Linked DNA regions of Homo sapiens: regions 2 and 3 are each linked to region 1. A link is a contact called in ENCODE Hi-C or POLR2A ChIA-PET data. All regions are on one chromosome and are shown on one strand. Each heading gives the region's core, a stretch centred on a gene start or an enhancer-like site at or near the end of the contact. The rest is flanking DNA. Distances are from core to core; before and after follow the strand shown. Region 1 overlaps ST8SIA4 (ST8 alpha-N-acetyl-neuraminide alpha-2,8-sialyltransferase 4). Region 2 overlaps ST8SIA4 (ST8 alpha-N-acetyl-neuraminide alpha-2,8-sialyltransferase 4). Region 3 has its middle 39 kb from the start of MIR548P.

What was found. Hi-C counts contacts between places; a loop is a spot of excess contacts on that map. ChIA-PET counts read pairs that join two places held with the same protein, here RNA polymerase II (POLR2A). Pooled maps may share reads with other maps.
Region 2: a map of GM12878 shows a loop between it and region 1 (4-fold over the local background). The contact joins two enhancer-like sites. A Hi-C loop is called at or near these places in 1 of 168 maps with a recorded cell type or tissue (GM12878), 13 of 37 single-sample maps with no recorded cell type and 12 of 50 pooled maps. POLR2A ChIA-PET finds 5 or more read pairs at or near these places in 6 of 52 experiments (CD4-positive, alpha-beta T cell, GM12878, OCI-LY7 and 3 more).
Region 3: a loop to region 1 is called in a map of GM12878, with 4 times the contacts of the local background. The contact joins two enhancer-like sites. A Hi-C loop is called at or near these places in 9 of 168 maps with a recorded cell type or tissue (B cell, CD14-positive monocyte, GM12878 and 4 more), 35 of 37 single-sample maps with no recorded cell type and 17 of 50 pooled maps. POLR2A ChIA-PET finds 5 or more read pairs at or near these places in 4 of 52 experiments (GM12878, OCI-LY7, activated B cell and 1 more).

The regions. Positions count from the first base shown.
Region 1 is chr5:100,826,127-100,829,561 of GRCh38, forward strand. The region is part of intron 4 of ST8SIA4 (ST8 alpha-N-acetyl-neuraminide alpha-2,8-sialyltransferase 4); the gene reads right to left. Among named protein-coding and RNA genes, the nearest start is that of MIR548P, 11 kb to the left of the region's middle. RefSeq lists an enhancer at 1,448-1,497. Within about 2 kb of position 1,510, at least 5 of the 41 ENCODE cell types and tissues checked have a DNase peak (open chromatin) inside an H3K27ac peak, as active enhancers do; they include B cell, CD14-positive monocyte, GM12878 and 2 more, where a contact is called at or near this core.
Region 2 is chr5:100,888,971-100,892,405 of GRCh38, forward strand. The region is part of intron 2 of ST8SIA4 (ST8 alpha-N-acetyl-neuraminide alpha-2,8-sialyltransferase 4); the gene reads right to left. Among named protein-coding and RNA genes, the nearest start is that of ST8SIA4, 13 kb to the right of the region's middle. Within about 2 kb of position 1,606, at least 8 of the 41 ENCODE cell types and tissues checked have a DNase peak (open chromatin) inside an H3K27ac peak, as active enhancers do; they include GM12878 and OCI-LY7, where a contact is called at or near this core.
Region 3 is chr5:100,776,268-100,779,702 of GRCh38, forward strand. No RefSeq gene overlaps it. Among named protein-coding and RNA genes, the nearest start is that of MIR548P, 39 kb to the right of the region's middle. RefSeq lists enhancers at 500-1,699, 1,471-1,540. Within about 2 kb of position 1,609, at least 9 of the 41 ENCODE cell types and tissues checked have a DNase peak (open chromatin) inside an H3K27ac peak, as active enhancers do; they include B cell, CD14-positive monocyte, GM12878 and 1 more, where a contact is called at or near this core.

The DNA of each region.
Region 1 (3,435 bases), core at 260-2,759:
TAATTTTTTTTTATTATTATGTGGTTCTATAGAATAAAGAAATTGGAACTATATGGCAATGCTAAATAATGATCTTCCAGTATTTCTTGCCACACACCCTGGCCAGTTCCCCTATTCGTTGTTTCTTCTCTATATTTAAGAGCTGACTACATATGCCAATGTGGGAAAACATTGCTCCTTTTCAAACAGAAGTTCTACTTAAGTTTCAATTTCCAGTTGATTCATCAAAACAAAGCTGGTTCAGAAAGGGGAAAAATTACAAATTGCTTACATCTGTTCAATGTAAAACATTATTCATAATCTGCCAGTGATGATGGCTAAGCCATCTGGGGAATATGATAGGTACTTGGGGCCAAAAAAAAATACGAAAACAAAAATCACAGTGCAATGAAGAAGTGACAAGTGTGAAGGTCTGAAGGTTATCCTGTAGTTCAGTTATGGCTTTCAGGTATTTGGGGATATGCAAGTTCTAAATTTATACGTGAACAAACTGGAAACACTTATATACTTAACATTTTCACATAACAAGCCTGAATATACTTGTTAAATTAATGAATTATTAAAATCAAGAGTTTCTGAGAAAAACAAGTGAAACAAATTGTTACAGGGTATCATTAGGTAATATATCATTTCATTCTAATTAATAAAGTAAATATCTATATGAGTGTCCTATTCAGAATAGTTATATAACATGTATAGTTATATGTTGTATATTATATTTACATAAACAATTATATATAATACATTAATACATCGAATCCTATCTGTAAATGTATATAACACATATGTAAATATATATATTCAGTTTTCTATTCAGATATATGTGTGTGTATATACACACACACACACACACACACACATCCCATAGGAAGGAAATTTCCTCCCCAAGTTTTTGTTACCACTTATTTGGGCACACTTGTAGGGTGATACACGTTAATTCCTTATTAGAAAAACACTTATAAAATCACTAATTATATTCACTGGGCTTCTCCTGACACTAATGGTACAAGTCAGAAGTTTTGAAGTTCTATTATAAATATGTTGCTAGCACTATACATTTGTCAGAGTGTTGAAGAGAATAAGTTCAATATCAAGAAATAAATATAAAATAACTTAAATCTACGTTGTGAAAACATCTCTTTTTCAGATGTGTCATGGATAATCTATAACAATTTTGTCTTCATTAAGGAAAAAGGACAACTGGATATCTTAACTCTGTATGGCTTACAAATGTTCCCTGCCCCTCTCACATGAAAACTAAGAAAATTATGCCTTCAGAAAATGCTCAGCAATCAGAGATGAGAAGAGGTACTGGGGTCACTTGCACACATCTGCATATTTAATATGGACCATCCTGCTGAAAAAACTCACATTCAAATATGACTAGAGCTGCTGTGCATTTGTATTCATTCCACCATGGAAACAGTTTGAATGCTTTTCTCTGGAGACTTATGTATCTCAGTGACAGCTGCATTGCCACAATATGCTGAAGTGCTCATCTTGACAGGTCATATCCTGGATTTTACATTCTGAATGGCAGCTGGGATGCCAGAGTGTTTTCTCACAGTGGGTGGGTCCTGTATTTAATCAGGCACTCCCTGGCTTCAGAGACAAACTGCACGTGTGGTCATAGGCAACTCTAAGAAATCCAGGATGTATCTTTGTCACTCTAGTTCCTCCCTAAATAGCACTGACATTCACAGCAACAATCTACGGCTCTACAAGAACAGGGCAAAGTGCATTTTAAGATCACAGATTTCCTATGTTTTATTGTAGCACTTTGCCCTGATGCCATGTGCAACATCAGTACTGTACACTGTTGATAAACACTGGTTAAGTAATTCAAATTTCAAACTGAAATCTATTTCTATATCCACTTAGCTATGCATATACAGAATGTATATACTGAAGCAAAAATAAAACACTCTAATTTACAGTTCTGGGACATCTCACTAATCAGAGCAAACCTGCGATTGCAACTACAAAAACATGAGTCCACTACCATTCACTGGAAAGTAAATTACCTGTCCTGGGAGAGCCTGGGGTTCTGGGGGAGTTTTCACTTCTCGGGTTCATTACACACTGGGGCCTGCATAAACCAACTACCGTGTAAAACCCTAATGAGCTGATGAGTAATAAATTGATACGTGCTGAAATAAGGAACATTTTTGTCAGCCTTTCAGAGTTCCTCTTTTGTGCCAGGCAAGCAGCTTTCCAAAACATTCACTCATAGCTCCCTGAGAAAGCAACTTTCCGGTACTCCTTAGGGTCAGTGTGCTTTTTGCAGGCTCCAAGCTCCACTTTTCCTTCTCTGAGACCTCAAAAAGCAATACCTCTTTGAAAATCCCTCAAAGTGGCTCATTATGGATCAAAAGCTTTTCTGTTAGACAGAAACATAGGTTGGATTTAAGATTTCTAATCACGTCTTTGCTAAAAGGCTCCTCTCAGGCCAAAAGTTGATTTTGCCCTGGATTTCCTCACTCATGGGACCCCATAGACATCTCTAGGGCTATTTCCCTTGCCTAAACCTGCACTTTGCCTCTAGAAAATTTAGGTAGAAAGGGCTTAGAATTCTAGAAGAGGATCAGAAGACTGTGTGGGATGTGGAAGATCCTTAGTCTTGAACAAGCATTGGTTCAAGTCAAAAGAGGTAAACTACTATTTTTTAATACTATTTTTAAGTAAGCAAGGGAAGAGTTCCGTTTTTTTTCAAAGGCCCATATTCCTGGGAAATTTTCTCAGCAGGTCTGAGACTGAGAAGAATTTTCATTAGCTTAATTATTGCAGCCAGGAAAAGAACAAAGACTTGTCAAATGACTCACTATGAAATAACGACGAATTCTGATGCAGGCAATATTTGAGCTCAAAACACAGCCCAGTGACCTATAAAAACAGTGTGGGAATAGTCATTTGTAGGTGTAGGAATATTCGCAAGTCACATATCTTTACCTATAAACTGCGAATATTCTGCGCATAGGAGCATCAGTGTGTATTCACGCTTGCTCTCACCTCACTGCCATGCTCTGCTCTCTTGGGCTAATTGCCAAGAGAATCCCAGCGAACAGTACCCAGTGAGCCCCTACAAAGCGGTGTGAGCTATGCAGTCTTCCCCAGCACTGTCTCTCTCTCCCCTCCAAATAGTTATCTATCGGTTTGATCACAAAAGATTCTTTGTCTTTTGGTCTCTCATGGATTAGAAATTTAAACTCAAACCTTTTTCAAATACAAGCACCTATATATTATTTGATCTATTTTTTCCCTTCACTCCTCCCAACTATTACCTAAATGCTTTGATAAATCTTTTCATTTACTTGAACTTTTTTCCTTTGCCTGAATTCTATTTTAGAGTAATAAAGATTGAAACAATAGGATATTGACAGTGATATATCTATAATAGGGGAAAGGAAAGTCATAAGTTACAGTAGACATAATAAA
Region 2 (3,435 bases), core at 356-2,855, 63 kb after region 1:
TGCTCTACAAATGAAATCACAAAAATTGATAGAAATACCACTGACACACCATAACAGTTTATCTTAACAAAGTCCAGGTTATATAAGAAGATAATTATATTTTAAATAAGCAACCCTAGGGCTTATGCATTATAGAAACTGGAAAAGTGTTTATGTCAAGCACTTAATGATTTTTCACAAAAGTTAACAACTAGCATCAAAAGTGGCAATATACAGAATTTTTTGTATATATTTATTGAGTACCACTTATTTGTCTGGTGAATAATTAATATCTGACACCTGTACTTCAACAGAAATTTCTCATTTCCTGTGAAAACGACAAGGCTGGCTCTAAAATAGAGACTACACGGATGTGGTTAAATCATCAGGCTAGATGGTGTTATCGTTTTTCTTTGAATATAATTTAAATGGGTTGCTGTAGATCTATTTGAAGATGTACACTCCCAAGAAGTGGCATGTTTGCAAGCTGCAGTGAGTAAACTAGTGGTCCTGATTTGAAAAAAGACTCTGTAGCTTGGAAATCCAAAAGGGAAAATCTATTTTATTTGGTCAAAAAAGTTAACACATGCTAGTCAACTAACGTCAAAATGGACTTTCCAATAACAGCACCTTTGCTGTGTTATAGACAGTTAGTTGCAAAAATAATGTAAAACATGTCTTTTAAGTTCCTGATTATAAGTAAACCTCTTTATTTTATTTACTCTTAGGGAAAAATGATTTAAAAAGGGAACTATAAGAGTTAAGCACAGTTTTAAAAGACATCATATTGTCTAACTCTTAGGAGAAACTAATGCTTAATAAGATAAATAATTACTAAATGCAGATTGTAATTATGTGTTTTTCCAATGTTGTTATAGGCTCAGCAGTATTTTTTCAACTGAAGCAGTGAAAATAGTAAAAGTGATTTCAAAACAGAAAAGACTACCAACTCACATAGACTAATCAAAATATAAAAACACAAAAAACTTAGGCAAAACTTGGAATTCGATATTTTACAAAGTAAAAAGAAAAAGAGGTAAACTTGAGTGACTCTGGGTTTGTTTGTTTGTTTGTTTTTTCTTATTCCTGAACCAAACTTTCAGTTTCTGTTTTAGGTCTTCTACGTATGGAAAATTATCTGAGTTAAGATTCCATTTATAGGATCCAAGAAAGACTGAAAGTAATTACTATGAGTGAATAATATTATGACTTAAGTGCTTCATAATTTTTGGAAACAGTAAGAAAAGGTTAGTTTTTTATCTCCTAGTGCAAACAGTTTTTAGATTGTAGATGTAATGGCGAATTAAAAGCTTTGTGAATTTGCTAAGTCTAGTTGTTGTTCAGACTATAAATATGAAAAAAAATTCAAGTATAATTAGCTAAATGTCATTGGAAGCATAGAAAACTCCTGTACTTAAACTGAACTGAAACAACAACATGTCACCAAGGAGAACATATATGCTTTTGCTAAGAAGACAATTGATAGAAATTTTTGTTTAACAGCAGGTCAAACAAAATTATTTCAGAAATGAGAGAGGTAGAAAGAAAACTGGCTTTAATATCTGCGCTCTATCTAGAGACACATGAATCAACAAAAGCTAATGCTTAATATGCATGCTTTACCAGTACAAGTTTTCCTAGTACGTGGTCAAGTTATTACCCAATATTCAAAGCAAGGGGTTGTGTTTTCTGTGCATGACTCAAAAGAACAAACAAAAAAAGACCCTTCACAGGTCTTTAACTGTCATTTTGTGATCCTAATTCAACTTTTGAATCCTCATTAGATAAGCAAACACCTAAATTGAGCAACTATTTTAACATTAAAGATAACTGAAGGAATCTGAAAATCTGTTTCATTTTCAGTGAAACTAAATATCTTAGTCATAAAAACTATTTTTTTTGTTAGGCAATATCAGCCTTAAACTGAAAGGTTGGTTTGGACTGTTGAACTGACAACAAGTAGAGTTCTACCCAGAAACTTTTAACTGAATTTTCAACTAGAACTTCCCTTTCAACGTCACCTATCACTTGAAATAGCAACTGCAGAATCCCAGAAAATTAATTTACTAAACATTGTTTAGTAACAAGTTTTCACTCGTGAAATGTTAAATATAACTAAGTTATCACCAAGTGCCACTCTTCTCTGTGGGTTTCTTGGCAATAATAAGCACACAGTTGCAACTAAAATTTAATCTAAATGACATTGTTAACTCCATCAGAAAATACTGTGTGACGAATCTTATAGGTGGAATGTATCACAAGTTGAGAAGCAAATTAGGCTATGATACATATGTTAGGAATCAGTTTTTGCAAACTTTAGACACTGACTACAAAAAAAAATCACTGTAAATTAAGTTAGTACTGACCCAGTTCACTAAAAGAAAATAAAAAGTAAAACTAAAAAATGCCCAGTGTTTCATTATGCCTACAAAAAAACAGAGAGAACACACATTTTTTATTTGTTTGTTTTGAAAGATTATTTTTGCAAGGCAACTTGTCTTAAAGCTCTGGAAGAATAAAACGTTTAACTGTACCTTATTTAGGATTTCTAAGTCCTAGCAGTTATGGGAAAGACATCTTAGTGTCAAAAAAAATCTTAAACACAACAAATGAAAAGGCAAAATTGTCCCACAATATTTGATGAAGAGCATTTTTAGTTTAATTTACACCCTAGAGTGCCATTTGATATTTGGTCCAGAATTTGGTAATGTTGAATGAAAAATGACTTTTGTTATTTTAGAGCAAAGAGAATCATTTATTCCATAATGATAAATTTTAATAATATACATTTGGGTACTAAAATATATTCTTAACAAAATTATTTTATAAGGTCCTGGTTCCTCAGTCAGGAGGTCTGGGTTTGAATCTTGACACTGCCACTAATAAGCTTTGTGACCCAAGATTAGCTCTATCGGTAACTTATTGATCAAAGCAAGTAGAAGATAGTATAAACATTGTATGTAGAAGTTTTTGTAAAGTAAATCTATGTATGCAATAGGAAATTTTTCTTGTCAGTTAAGCATATATAAATTTGCAATTATGTTTAGTTAACCTGCAGGTTTTATGTATTTCAGATTATTGATATATCATGACACTAAGAGCTGAAATATTTTTTCTAATTATGATGTGATAAAGCTATCCTGATGTGTACATTTGTACATTTCTATACATCTATAATTGATGTTTGCACTTTTCGGGGTTTCTAGTCAACATGTAAAAAACAATAACAAAAAAAGAAAATAAATAATCCAAATATGGAAAAAAAGTCAAGTTGCAAGTATTGGACATAACTACATAATCTCCCGTACGATGTTCACAGATTTATTCACAACATTTAATGCATCTTAAATGTGTTATTTCTTAGCTTATAATAATAAAGAACAAACTTTTATCAACAATATTAAGGCTTAAAACTAAGATAATTATTTTGAGTGCAAAGTTAGCTGTAGAATGCAT
Region 3 (3,435 bases), core at 359-2,858, 50 kb before region 1:
GCCATAATTATATATATTATATACACTTCTTTCACAAACCATTGTTTGTGAAATATAAGGCTCATACAAGAGAGGCTGATTGAAGAAGTATGTATTGCTGAGTCACAACAGCAGAATACAAAAAAAATTTGGTCTCCTTTAGTGAATTCTAATGTCAACATTAATTTAAAGGAGAGAAGAATGCTCTTAATAAGTTTGGAAGCATTTATTTATTTGTGGTTTGTTGTGGCTTAAATGTTTGTATCACCGCCAAATTTATATGTTAAAATCCTAACCCACAATGTGATGTAATTAGGAGATGAAGCCTTTGGAAGGTGATTGGGCCATAAGGGTGGAGCCCTAATAAATGGGACTTGTGCCCTTATAGAAGAGACCTTGAGTGCTCACTCCCTCTCTCTTCACTATGTGAGGATACTGCAGGAAATCAGTCATCTGAAAATCAGGAAGAAGGCCTTCACTAGACACTGAATTTGCTAGCACCTTGATCTTGGACCTCCCAGCCTCTGGATGGTGAGAAATAAATGTTTGTTGTTTGGCAGGGTGCAGTGGCTCACGCCTGTAATCACAGCACTTTGGGAGGCCAAGGCAGGTGGATCACGAGGTCAGGAGTTCAAGACCAGCCTGGCCAACATAGTGAAACCCCGTCTCTACTCAAAATACAAAAATTAGCTGGGCATGGTGGCACGCACCTGTAATCAGCTACTCAGGAGGCTGAGGCAGGAGAATGGCTTGAATCTGGGAGGCGGAGGTTGTGGTGAGCTGAGATCACACCACTGCACTCCAACCTGGATAATAGAGGAAGACTCCATCTCAAAAACAAAACAAAACAAAACAAAACAAAAAAAAAACAGTTTGTTGTTTAAGCCACCCAGTCTTTGGTATTCTGTTATATTAGCCTGAATTAAGTCCTGATTATTCTTAATAAATCACAATTTTCCCTTGCTATAAATTATTTTAAAATAAATTATATAAAAATGCACAGAAAATGAAGACCTTAATTAAAATAAATTGGAAGGCATTCCAAGTGCTATTAACATTAAGTGATAGGCCCATTTTCTCTGATTTACCAGAACAAAAGGCAAGTCATTTGACATTTCCTTGGCCTTAAAATATCCACCTGGAAATGGAGATGCTAATTTTAATGTAATTCAGATAACTGGTAACATGTATAACTAATATAAATGCTTATAACGTATTGTCCTGCATATACATTATTATGACAAATGTTAAAAGAGAATATTTTGTTTTTCTGATATTCTCATGTTGATTCCAGAGATAAAGACATACTGTTTAAAAGGAAGAATTTGGATCCTTGGGAAAACAACCAGTAAAGATTTTGACAAATATCTATAGACTTCCCACATTACTTACAAGTTGACTATAGACTCCATCACTGCCTTCAAGTATGATAAAATTGCTAATTTCATGGGGTATGTCTAAGCTCTTTTCTTTGGTTTCTCTGAGGTACTTTTTAAATGTTTATTGGGGCTATCTTAAAACTATCTTCCTTTGATTCTTCTGAAGTTGCATTTTAAAGTTTTGCTTCCCAGTGACTCATGCTTTCTTCATTTCCTGTTTCAGCTTCTCTTCTGCCGTCTGCTCCATAAATGGGGCCCTCTGCCAAGTTTCTGTTCCCTTTCTATGTTTTCTCTCTTATACATTGTATATACCTCTATGGCTTTAAATGTTGCTACTAAGTTAAAGATTTCTCAATTCATTTATTTGGCAGCATATCTCTCTTGGTTCCAGTTAAAATTTCAGCTCCCCATCCGTAAGCTTTACATGTGCATCCTATGTAATATTTCTGGCTTCCAGCCTGTTCTGATCATGTTGCACTTGGAGAATACCTTTTCCTTGGTGAATTTGCTTCCTGATTCTCCCCGCTGAATAGCAACCACATCTCTAATTCAAACCTCTCGGCTCCAGATCAGTACATTCAATATTCAACTGGTTCTTTAATAATTACACATTAACACAAAAAAGTTACAGCAGTTCAACTTACCATACACAGGGTTCTTGATTTACCACTCTTCAATCTGATTCTTTTCTGGTGTCCTTTGCCTCAGTGAATTATATCACTCTCTATATTGTTTCACAAATTAGAAACATGGGCGTTATCTTTGACTTATCCACATGTGCAATACAATACAACCATCACCACTGATTTAATCAAAGCTACCTTAATGTTTCCCCCATATTATCAGAAAGCTTAACAATTCTCTTCATATAAGCACTTATTTTCTTCTCTCCTCTGCTTTCTTTACTGCAACTACACTCAGTTTCCATTTCCTTTCTCTTCATTTATCTGAAATTCTACTCATTCTTAAAATCTCAGTTTATGGTCCAATTCTTCAAAAGTTTCCATGATTTCTACTGGCCGTCAAATTTTATTTTAATTTATAAAGTAGCAATATCTTGGAAAGCTAATGTGCTTTCATTTAGACCCATTTCACAGATGAGAAATTTAAGGCTCAAAAGGAGATGTCATATGCCTGAAGTCCCCTAGCTACTCAGTAACAGAGCAGGGGTTTGAAAACAAGTTTATGTCACTTAAAATTCAGCCTGGTCTGCAATATTACCTCCCACAATGTTCAATCTTGTCTCTAATGTTTTAGTGTTATTACTATGGTACTGTTTTTGTGTTTCCATTGTTTCATATTCTCATCCGGAGTAGAAACTCCCAGAGAGAGGAACCATTGCTTCATTTGATCATTTAACAAATGCTTTTGTCTATTATATACCTGACATTACACTAGGACCTAGGAATACAGAGCTAACATGTCAAATTTAACAATAACTAATTGTCTCCATGATAAAAGATACTGTTTGGCAGGTCTAAATAATTACTAATAAACCCCTAATATTCTCTATTTTAATGTTGACTATTAAAAATCTGCATCAGATATAGCTTTTTATAAAGCCAGTTATAGAAATCTTGAAAAAGTGTTTTGGGATATAATTCTGATTTGGAAGATATAAATAAATTCTTTTTAAAAATATCCTGATGAAATACTCAGAGGTACAGTCAATTTTTATATACCATTTAAGGTATTATGTAAGGTTCAACATAGATGACATGTTTAACAGTACATATTATAGAAATTCACAGACTGAGTTCAGAAGTGATTAAATAGATATCAATATTTGTGACATAGGCATAGCTTTCTTGTGATTAATAGGTGGGTAGTGGGTTCAATGACTGAAATGTTCAATAAAAACCACTACTGTTAAATCTAGTAAAACCATGAAGGTGTAATATGGCCTGCTGGGAATTCTGAATGACCTAAGCGCCTCCTCCTTAACTCATTGCCCACAGGATACTGGGACAGAACAGATGGAGTCGATCTAAGTATTAGGATGCAGTAAGGGCTGTAAATGAGTCCAGACTAGTTGATATTTCTGGGACTGTGAATATGCCTGGGAATTTCAGTGTAT